Regions from separate parts of the Homo sapiens genome. Here region 1 is linked to region 2. A link is a contact called in ENCODE Hi-C data. All regions are on one chromosome and are shown on one strand. Each heading gives the region's core, a stretch centred on a gene start or an enhancer-like site at or near the end of the contact. The rest is flanking DNA. Distances are from core to core; before and after follow the strand shown. Region 1 holds the start of PCNT (pericentrin). Region 2 holds the start of PCBP3 (poly(rC) binding protein 3).

Evidence for each region. A loop is a pair of places that touch in the nucleus more often than their neighbours do. Pooled maps may share reads with other maps.
Region 1: a map of CD4-positive, alpha-beta T cell shows a loop between it and region 2 (8-fold over the local background). The contact joins the promoter of PCNT here to the promoter of PCBP3 in region 2. A Hi-C loop is called at or near these places in 3 of 168 maps with a recorded cell type or tissue (CD4-positive, alpha-beta T cell, heart left ventricle and naive thymus-derived CD4-positive, alpha-beta T cell), 5 of 37 single-sample maps with no recorded cell type and 13 of 50 pooled maps.

The regions. Positions count from the first base shown.
Region 1 is chr21:46,320,828-46,325,579 of GRCh38, forward strand. PCNT (pericentrin) reads left to right here and starts at 3,329. Exons shown (of 47, transcript NM_006031.6): 1 at 3,329-3,455. The coding sequence starts at 3,402. It overlaps C21orf58 (chromosome 21 open reading frame 58), which reads right to left and starts at 3,043. Exons shown (of 8, transcript NM_058180.5): 1 at 1,812-3,043. The coding sequence starts at 1,911. RefSeq lists silencers at 318-580, 3,062-3,391, 3,662-4,121 and an enhancer at 2,572-2,711.
Region 2 is chr21:45,640,642-45,645,758 of GRCh38, forward strand. It overlaps PCBP3 (poly(rC) binding protein 3), which reads left to right and starts at 3,084. Exons shown (of 18, transcript NM_001384156.1): 1 at 3,084-3,227. RefSeq lists silencers at 2,289-3,278, 3,599-3,738.

The DNA.
Region 1 (4,752 bases), core at 2,079-4,578, 680 kb after region 2:
CTTGATGTGGAATGTTTATAACATTTATGCAGTGGTCAAGTATACTATTATGTATGGTTTGTAATACTGACTGACTTAAGGAGAGACTTGAGCCTGTGTGCCCACAGCTGTGACTGCCAAGTGAATGGGAAGCACTAAGAATTGCCTCCTCGGGATCTCTAGTAGTATACATAACATGCTCCAGAGGGCATGGATTTGTCAGACTTTTTTTTTAAATAGGGTTTTTAAGAACAGTTTTAGATTTAGAGTAATTGAGAAGATAGTACATGGAGATCCCACATACCACATGTGTGGCTTCCCCTCTTATTAACATCTTACCTTAGTGTGCTACATATGTTATATATATATATATTTTTTTTGAGACAGAGTCTCGCTGCGACGCCCAGGCTAGAGTGCAATGGTGCAATCTTGGCTCACTGCAACCTCTGCTTCCCAGTTTCAAGCGATTCTTCTGCCTCAGCCTCTCGAGTAGCTGGGACTACAGGTACGTGCCATCATGCCCAGCTAATTTTTGAGTGAAAGCCAGTGCACCTGGCCCATTTGTTATGATTAATGAACCAATATTGAGACACAAGTAACTGAAGTCCACACTTTGACAGTTTCCTTAGGTTTGCCTCATGTCCCTAATGTGGTATCCATCAGAACACCCCATTACATTGAGTTATGTGTCTTTAGGCTCCTTCTCAGACTTTCCTCGTTTTTGATGACCTTGACAGTTTCGAAGAGTACTGGGCAGATATTTTGAAGAATGTCCCTCAATTAAAATGTGTCTATTATCTCCTGGTTAGACTGGGACTGCAGGTTACAGAAAGGAAGCATCTAGGGGTGAAGTGCCACTGTCACCCCATCACATCAGGGACACACACTGTCACCTCGACTATAACTGTGAGGCTGACCTGCGTCACTTGGCTGAGGTGGAGTCTGCCAGTTTTCTCCACAATAAAGTGGCTCTTTCCCTCCTTTTCTTTATTGCACTCTTTGGGAGGAAGTGGCTATGTGTGGTCTACACTTAAGGAGAGGGGAGTTACGTTTCCCTCCTTGAGGGTGAGTATCTACAAAATTTATCTGGGCAGCTTTTTTTTTTTTTTTTTTTTGAGTTAGGGTCTCAGTCTGTCACCCAGGTTGGAGTGCAGTGGTTGCCTGGCCTTGACAGCTTTTTAATAGTTTAAAATGAATTGAGGCTGGGCGAGGTTGCTCATGCCTGTAACTCCAGCACTTTGAGAGGCCAAGGCAGGTGGATCACTTGAGCCCAGGAGTTCAAGACCAGCCTGGGCAACACAGTGAGACCCTGTGTCTACTAAAAATACAAAAATTAGCTGGGCATGGTGGTGTGCCTGTAATTCCAGCTGCTCAGGAGGCTGACATGGAGAATCACCTGAGCCCGGGGAAGTTGAGGCTGCAATGAGCGGTGGTCTCACCACTGCACTCTAGCCTGTGTGACAGACTGAGACCCTGCCTATAAAAAAGAAAAGAAAAAAGAACTGAAATAAGACCCAAGTCCAACATTAGCAGAACCTCTCTAGGATGTCCACAGAAACGACTCTGGGGTTCTGAGGAACACAGTCTAGGCAAACCTGGGCACATCCCCTCAGTCCCACAGTTGTAAATGTATTGTAACACGTAACAGTTGTGAGATTCAGGCGCGGTCTGGGTCTCTGTTCCTGGAAAGTGTGATCCTGTGGGTGCAGCCCCTGCTCGCTTGGCTGTGTTGCCTGCCTGGCCCCTGCTCTAATGAGCCCACTGCCCAGAGTTTGCTCAAACCACCCAATTCCGAGTCTGGGAACCAGGAGACCGCTGGACACCCCGCTCACCACACAGAAGACTGTGGCCTGAGTCAGGAGAAGGAAGTTTCTGGCGGTCGAGCTTCCACGGCTTCCTGAGGGAGGTTGCAGGGAGCCGAGATCGCGCCATTGCGCTATAGCCTGGGCGTCGCAGCGAGACTGTCTCAAAAAAAGAAAAAAAATTCTGAGCGAGATTCCAGGGCTTCCTGAGGGCGCGTTTAAGTTGCAGTTGCTGAGGAGGCTGCAAGGTGAGCTTGCGTCAGCGAGGAGCCACTCCAGCACGCTCGGGAAGGGCATCGTTACTGCTGCAAACAAGCACACGGCCCTCCACGACGAACCTTTTGCAAGTGAAGGCGCACGAACAGGCCCGGAGGACTACAAAGAAACCCAGAAACCAGACTTGGACACATGAAATAAAGGGGTTAGCTGAAGGAATACTCCACAGTTAAGGACGGCCTGCGCGAGGTCACCGGCCCTGTCTTGGTTTTTTGCCACTTCGCTCCAGTTAGTTTCCCAAGTTCCACCTACGCGCGCGCCAGCTGAGAAAACGCCCACCCCGGCGGTCCCGCCACAGGTCACAGGCGGTGCGGACCCCGGGACTGTGTCCGGGCTTCGGTGTCCAGAGAGCTCCAAGACACCCAAACCTTCCGTGGTTTCCACCTCTGCAAGCTTATGTTCCGCTGAGCTCAAGCTGAGGGACGACGACCTCATGCGACGTCAGTTTCCCCCTGGGACCACGAACCCACGGCCCCATTTCTCTTCTGTCTACTAAAAACCTTTTCTTTTCTTTTTTTTTTGAGACCTAAGACATCAGTGAGACACACGAGCAGACACGGGCTCGGTCGGGAAAGGCGGGAGCTCCAAGCGGCGGGGCCTGCAGGTCCAGGCGGTTCGCGGGCTTTCTGACCGCATTCGGCCGAGTTCTTCTCTGAAGACCCAGGACCCCCGGCCGAGGGGGCGCATTCGGCGGGCTGGTGGCGTAGGATTTTGTTTCGGGTTCCCAGGGTCCCGGCAAGGGTGAGGGAGCCCTTGCGGATCCCCTGAGATCCACCTCAGCAGCCTCCTCCGTGGTAGGCCTCAACTTCCCGCGGCGGCCCACAGCCAACGACTAATGCCTGAGCGGGAGAAAACGGCCTGGCCCTGTCCGGGTGGTTGCTGAGCACCGTTCGGCGCCGCCCGCGCCTGCAGGGAGCCCGGCCCGCTGTCCTGGTGGACACAAAGCCCAGGGGCCGCCCGCGCGGGACCAGCAGCGCGAACTTTTTGCCGCTCGGCCAGCCTGGCAGGGGATTTTAAAATCGGCCAATCACAGCGGGCGCCAGGCCTCCGCTTTCCGCTTACTGGTCCTGCCGTAGGAGGCGGGTACGTGAGCGCACCAATCTGTGGCCGGCGAGCGTAAAGGGCGGGGCTCCGCCCAGGCTGCACCGCCCAGAGCGCGCGTGCGCGAGACCGGAAACGCAGCCCCCTGATTGGCGGCGCGTGTCGGGGGCGGGGCCGCGGCTGCGTGACAGTTGTCGCGGGGGGAGGGCGAGCCCAAGCGCGGGGGAGGGAGTGTAAATAGAGCGAAGGCTGCTCTGTGTCAGCCCCGTCACCGCCGGGCGGCCCGCGCGGAGTCTGAGGGAGATGGAAGTTGAGCAAGAGCAGCGGCGCAGAAAGGTGGAGGCCGGGAGGACGAAGGTAAACATTAGGGGCTTCTTCTCTAGCTGCTCTGGCGTGAAGTCCTAAGGGCGGCTCCGGTGCCCGCCACCGCCCCCTGCCAGGAGAGGACGCGGTCCGGCGGAAGCCGCCGCGGAGGTCTCGCTTTTTCCCGCCGGCTCCGCTGGAAGCCGCCTCCTGGCCGCCGCCATCTTGAATCCGCCGCTCTCCGCCAGGTCCCGCCCCCGCCGCGGCCACAGCCAATCAGCGGCCGGGACGCGCGGCGCCTCTCGGGCGGGCCGGGGCGGGGCTGCGCCTGCGTCGGGGGGGGTGGGGCGCGGGCTGGGCGCGGTGCACGCCGGGGCGGGGTGTGGCTGCAGGGCGGGGCTACAGGGGCGTGGCGTGGCTGCACGGAGGGGGTGGGGCGCGGCAGGCGCTGGACCCCAGGCTGGATCTTCCAGTGGCTCCCGCGTCCTCCGGGACCGGGTGGCCTGGGGCGGGCGGCCGGTATTCGGGTGGCTGCTTGGTCTAGGGCCAGTTTCCTGCGCGGCCGGGGCCGGGGGCGTGGCGCGGGTGGCCTGCAGCGCCTCCCCAGGGTGCGCCTTCGCCTCGTCCGTCGGAGATGCTTTCCCCGCGCGTTTCTCGCGGCGTTGCAGTCCTTACTGTGTGAAAGGCCCCCGCGGCGCTCCCGGCCGCCGTCTTCTTCCCGCGCCCTTGGGCTCGCGTCCTGCCCGTCCGGGCCTGGCGTACGCTGCCGGGAACCCACGCGGCGCTGGCGCCGGGCGCCTTCAAGGGACGCGCTCCCGTCTTTCTCCCGCCCCGGGTTTCTCCGTGAAAAAGCGCTCGGTTTGATGGCCACTGTCCTAGGTTTCGTGGGAATAAAGCGCGCAGAGCCCATGACTCGGGGGCAGGAGAAAGGGAGTCCCGAAAGCGCGAGGCGGAACCGCGGGAGCAGGCCGGCCTCTGCGAGGTGCGCGCCGCTCCCCCCCAGGATGTTCTGGCTGGGGTGCTGGGGAAGAGCGGGGCTCCCGGGCACGGCGGACAGGGGACGCGGGGCTAGGCCGGGGAAGGGCTGAGGCGGGCAGGAGGGGAAGGGGAGCCCGGAGCCTGCAGGGAGCTGCGAACAGGAGCAGAGCTCCCAGGAGGGTGGAGGGGGGAGGGAGGGACAAGACGCCGCCTGTAGGGCGACGCAGGCCGCAGACCAGGTCTGTGCTATATCCCGACATGGATAGGTGTGGTGGAGGAGGACATGAAAATAAACGACATGAGGTTGACTTTGAAGGAAATATTTCCTTGAGAGACCATTTTCTTGTGTAAATGGCCTTGTGTAATTTTTCTG
Region 2 (5,117 bases), core at 1,834-4,333:
GCCTGAGGAAAGGCTCAGCCTGGAGTGTAGTCCTGCTGAAGGCCAGAGACCACACACTCCACCCAGACTCCGGATCTCCCTCCCCAGCAGGGGGATGGAGGCCCTGCCGCTGGGAGTGCTGGTGTTATGTGGAAGGGCTGGGCTTCTCCAGGGCTCCTGGGAGGCCTAAACATCTTGCAAGGTTTTGACGTTAATTACTATTATGATTGCTTTCTGTGTGTTACTGTTTTCCCCACACTTTAGCCAGCTAATGTGGAGCTACAGAAGGCCCTCGCCCCTACCCCTCCAGATGTCCCAGCCCATGACAAGCAGGAAGGCCGGGTGCTGGGAGACTTCCTGGGGCTGGATCTGACATCATTCCAAGCAGATGATAACCTGCCTTCCCGATTTCCAAACCCACAGCAAGACACCCTGGAGTTATTTATAAATGCGAGCCCCTGGGTGCACTTCTGACGGGACCAGCACCCTGACGGCCATGAGAGGGTGGAGACAGCGCACCCCGAGCTCAGGGAGGCAGGAAACTCTGGACCTGGAGGCCGGGCACCATGAGGGACACGCTGCAGGCCCAGCTGCTGCCGCCTGGGGCGGGGCTGCCCTGCAGGCTCCGGGAAAACCCAGAACCAGGCCGGATCAGCGTGTGTCAAGAGGCGGGGCGTGAGAGATGAGCTGCTTTTTTTCTTCACAGGGTTGGCAGGAACTGCAAATAATAGAAAGTCTTTAGGGTCTAACACGCTGCCCTGAAAACACTATCATTACTTTCCTAATGACTAACTGTGTCTTTCAGCCGGCGGGGCAGGCAGCTGAGGCCGCAGGCTCCCGCAGAGGACCGGGGGAGGCTGGCAGCCTGTAATCTGGGGGCGCTGACAGTGCTCTGCCCAGACCCTCGCGCCAGCTCCAGCTCCAGCACAGCAGCCCTGGGTCCCTCTGGCCCCCTGCCCGCAGAGTCCAGGTGTGGCAGAGGCCGCCCAGTATCCCTTCTCCTCCTCCTTTTCTAAAAACAGAGTCTCACGATGTTTCCCATGCGGGTCTCCAACGCCTGGGCTCAAGCGATCCTTCTGCCTCGGCCTCCCAAAGCGTTGGGATTAAGGGGCGAGCCACCGCGCCCGGCCCACCTTCCCTTCTGGTTCATTTCCAGTAAGGTCCTGTCCACAGCGTCCTTCCCAGCATTCCCACCAGGCTGCAGGCCTTGGCCTCCCTCCCCTCCATTCTCATTCTCCCCGAAACCGCCAAGCGCGTCCAAAGCACGGGTTCGCCAAGCGCCCCCCCCGCCCCACTCCACATTCCCTTCCCCGCCGACTCAGCCTCCGTAGCTCGCGGACGGCCCCTCCTCACGCCAGCCCAGGCTTTTTTTTTTTTTTTTTCTTCTATTTTAAGGTTGTCTTTTAATGACACAAGCGACATTTGGAGACAAAAGGACACATCTCTTCCTGACCCACCTCCAACCCCAGCTGACGGCCGCCCTGAGCCTGGCGTAGACGGCCCGGAACGTTCCCTGCGTGGGTTCCGTCCATCCCGAACCCCTGTCCCCGCGCCGGCTCCGGGGGTGCTCGGGGGGCCGCGTGGGGTCTGTGACGTCGCCTCGAGGCTGCATCCCGGTGACCCGGCAGCCCCTGGCGCTCGCGGGAGGCGGGCGGGCGCGGACCCCAGGCTTTAGGGCGCGATTCCTGCAGCTGGCTGCCGGCCCGAGGTTCTGGGGTGTCTGAGGTCTCGGGCGGGGCGAGGACGTTTCTCCGGCTCAGCCCCCCCACCTCCTGCCCTGCCGCCCCCCACACCCAGCTCCCCACGGACGCCAAGAGGCGCCTCCCACCCCGGCGAGGACCCGCGGGGAAACGGGGCCCAGGCGCGGCGACTGCGGAGGACGCGCCTCGGCCCCAGCGCCCTGGTCCTCGGGGCGTCCGGCTGCCCTTGCCCGAGGCCGGGGCGGGCGCTCAGCGCCGCGGAAGAAACGCCCGGGCGGGGACGCACAGCGAGGCGGGCTCCGCGGGAAGTACCGGGAAAACGGCGCGGAGCGGAACAGCCCGGAGCCAGCCCAGAGAAAGGGCGGCCTCCCCCTGCAGCCCCCGGGGCCCAGCAACGCCCCGCCCCAGGCCACGGCACGCGAACGCCGGGCGGGCGGAGGGGACAGGGCGGCGGGACCAGCGCGGGGCGGGCAGCGTCTGGGCACAGGCTCACGAGCCGCTCGGGGCCCCTGCCCGCCGGGCGCTGCGGCCCCAGCCTCCGGGCCGGGGCCAGGCCCACAGAGAACGGGAAGCGGGCGCTGCAGGGGGACCTTCGGGGTTGCGGCACGGCTGGGAATTCAACGGCCATTCCCGTCCCGTCGGGCCCACCCGCCCGCCCGCCAAATCCCCGCCCACCGCGGATCCGCCCCGTCCACCAAGGTCTCGCTCACCAACGGCCCGCCCCGCCCACCACAGGCCTGGCCCGCCCACGAAGGCTCGCCCCGCCCATCCACGGCCCTGCCCACCACAGGCCCGCCCCAAGCCTGGGCCCCGCCCCAGCAAGGGCACTAATCCCCTAACCCCCGAGCCCCGCCCACTGCTCTTGCCCTTCTCCCGCCCGCCCCGACTTAGGCCTCTCCCCGGCCTGGCCTCCCGTACTCAGCCCCGCCCCTGCCCCGCCCCCACCCCACCCCAAATGTGACCTGCCCCTCCCACTGCCCGTCCCCTCCCCGCTTCACTTCATTAGGCCCCCGCCCCGATTCTTGCCCCGCCCGCTCAATGTCCCGCCTACGACCCCGCCCACTACTAGTGACCGGCCCGCCCGTTCGAGGCCCCGCCTCCTCCCCGCCCAATGCTCGGCCCCGCCCCGCGCGTCATTGGGCCAGGTCCCCGCCCCGCCCCCAGCCCCACCCCCGCCCCTTTGACTGGAGTTGGCTTTTTCCAGAGAACTTTCCGGGCTCGGATTGGCCGCGCCGGTTGATGTTCCGCCCTTTCATTGGCCCGCGGCGCCCGCTTTCGCGAGCCTGCCCTTGGGCGGGGGCGGGGCCGGCGGCGGCGCGCGGCGCTAGATTGGTTAGCGGCGCAGAGGGGCGGGCCCGCGCCGCGCGCAGCGCTCGGGCTGGAGCGCCTGAAGCCGCGACCGCCGCCTCAGCCGCCTCAGCCGCGGTCGCCGCCGCTTCGGCTGACTTAGGCTCCGCCGCCGCCTCCTCACCCGCCTCGCCCCGACCCCGCCCGGGCCTCCCGGCCTCTCCCCGCCGGCCCGCGGGCTCGCCGTCCGGCGCAGGGCAGGTGAGTGAGCGGTGGCGGGCGGGGTCGGGGTCGGGCGCCCTTGCGGGTTACGGGGACCCAGTCCCCGACGGAGGCCGAGTGACGGGGCGACCCCGGGCCGCGGCAAACTTCGCCCGAGCCGGGGCGGGCGGGGGTCCCGGGCTGGGTCGCGCCGTCCCCGACCGCCGCCGGCGCCTGCGGCGGCCCGGGGCAGCGAGGGGACTCGCGCTCCCTCAAGGTGCGGTCGCCAGGCCTGGCCCGCCCGCCTCCGCCCCCTCCCCAAATTCGGAAGTTGCGGCGGGAAGCCGAGAACGTCTCGGATGTGGGTCAGAAAACGTCTGGACTACTTGAGGCTTCAGTTTCAAAACGGCACAAATTTCATCTCTTGATTGAGAAGAGATCTGGGGAACACCCCGGAGCGGCCGCGGCGGCTGGAGGGCGGCGGGGCGGGGCGCGGGGCCTCCTCCCCCTGGACGGCCGCCGGGAGAGCGCGGCCTCACCCCTCGGTGACCCTGCGGAGAGCCGCGCGCGGGCGGTGGGGCGCGCGCAGGTCTCTCTTGTTGCTCGCTGTGTTTTATTTTAATTTTGGGGGTGGTTAGAACGTGTTTCTTATTGTCCCCACACGTGTTCTAATTGGAAGTCTTGTTTCGTGAAAGAGTTTTTTTCTTTTTTTTGCCTGGTGATGTTTTCCAATTCCCTCCGCGCCACTCTGAAGTATATTACTGGCATAAGAAATTTGAAAGTTAACCAAAAGTCGGGTCCTAAATCTCGTGGCTCGGGGTTGGTTATCTTCCACCGTCCTTCAGAGCAGCCTGGATTTGCAGGTCTTGTTAGCCCTCCATGTGAGCCAGTAGCACTCTTAGTTGTTGAGTGTTTGTAGAGTGGGATTCGCCAGAAGGAATCTTGAGCAGCAGGGCCTTGCGGAGAGGCCTTTAGAGATTAGACTGGGCAACTTATAGACTCCCCCCATTTCAAAAATATTCCTCTGGCACAGGCCCTCACATATCCCTCTGAAATTGAACTCACTTTCAGGGGCAAACTGTTGCCCTTTTTCTTTTCTTTGGACTTTCTCAGATGTGGATCCCAAAGGAGTGTGCAAGGGTGCTTCCCTATTTAAGAGAACTAACTCCCAGTCCTCCTCATATTCAAGAATAATTCATCATCTTAAAGCGTGTCAGAGATACCTATTTTGGCCCCAAAAGGAGTGTTTGTAGAACAGTGGCACTCTAAAGGGATCATTTGCAAGATCTGAAAGGACCTAATTGATCATCACACGACAGAAGCAGAAATAGTTCTGGTGTTTTCAGGCTTGGAGATCTGTCAGAAAACATGGGGCCTTAAAACTAACAAGTGCAGTGACCGACTAACTGATGTCTCACTTTCGAGCAGTATTTTTTTTTTTTGCTTGTATGTAGATGCTGTTGTTTATACAGTGCAAGTTCATTACGAATGGTTTAGAACTTACGTAGCTTCACGTATTTTCTTAGTTGATAATATTATAAGGTTTTGAAAAAGTTTTGATGATAAATGGGGTCTTTATAACTGAAAAAAATGGACTCTGTCTAGAATTCAGGGCTTTTTGGCTGGCGTTGCCCCAGGTGCTGCTGATTAGTGGTGCTTTTGGACCTCAAAACATCACTTTCCCAGATATCTTTATAATGCTCATGGTGGGGGAAAACCCACACAGCTTTGTGGTTACGTTTTTAGCTATTTATGCGAAAAAGTTCAACATATAGTTGTATTTTGCTAGCTGTTTTGAAGAAGCTATTCTTTACCCTATTGTTCTGAGGAGGCTGACAGCATGCTGCATTTATAAATTTGAAAAAGCCTCACGAGCTTCTTGAACCAATCTAGCTATTCAGATTTGGATTCTGTGTATCAGTTTTGATTATTTCAGTTCCTGTGTCAATG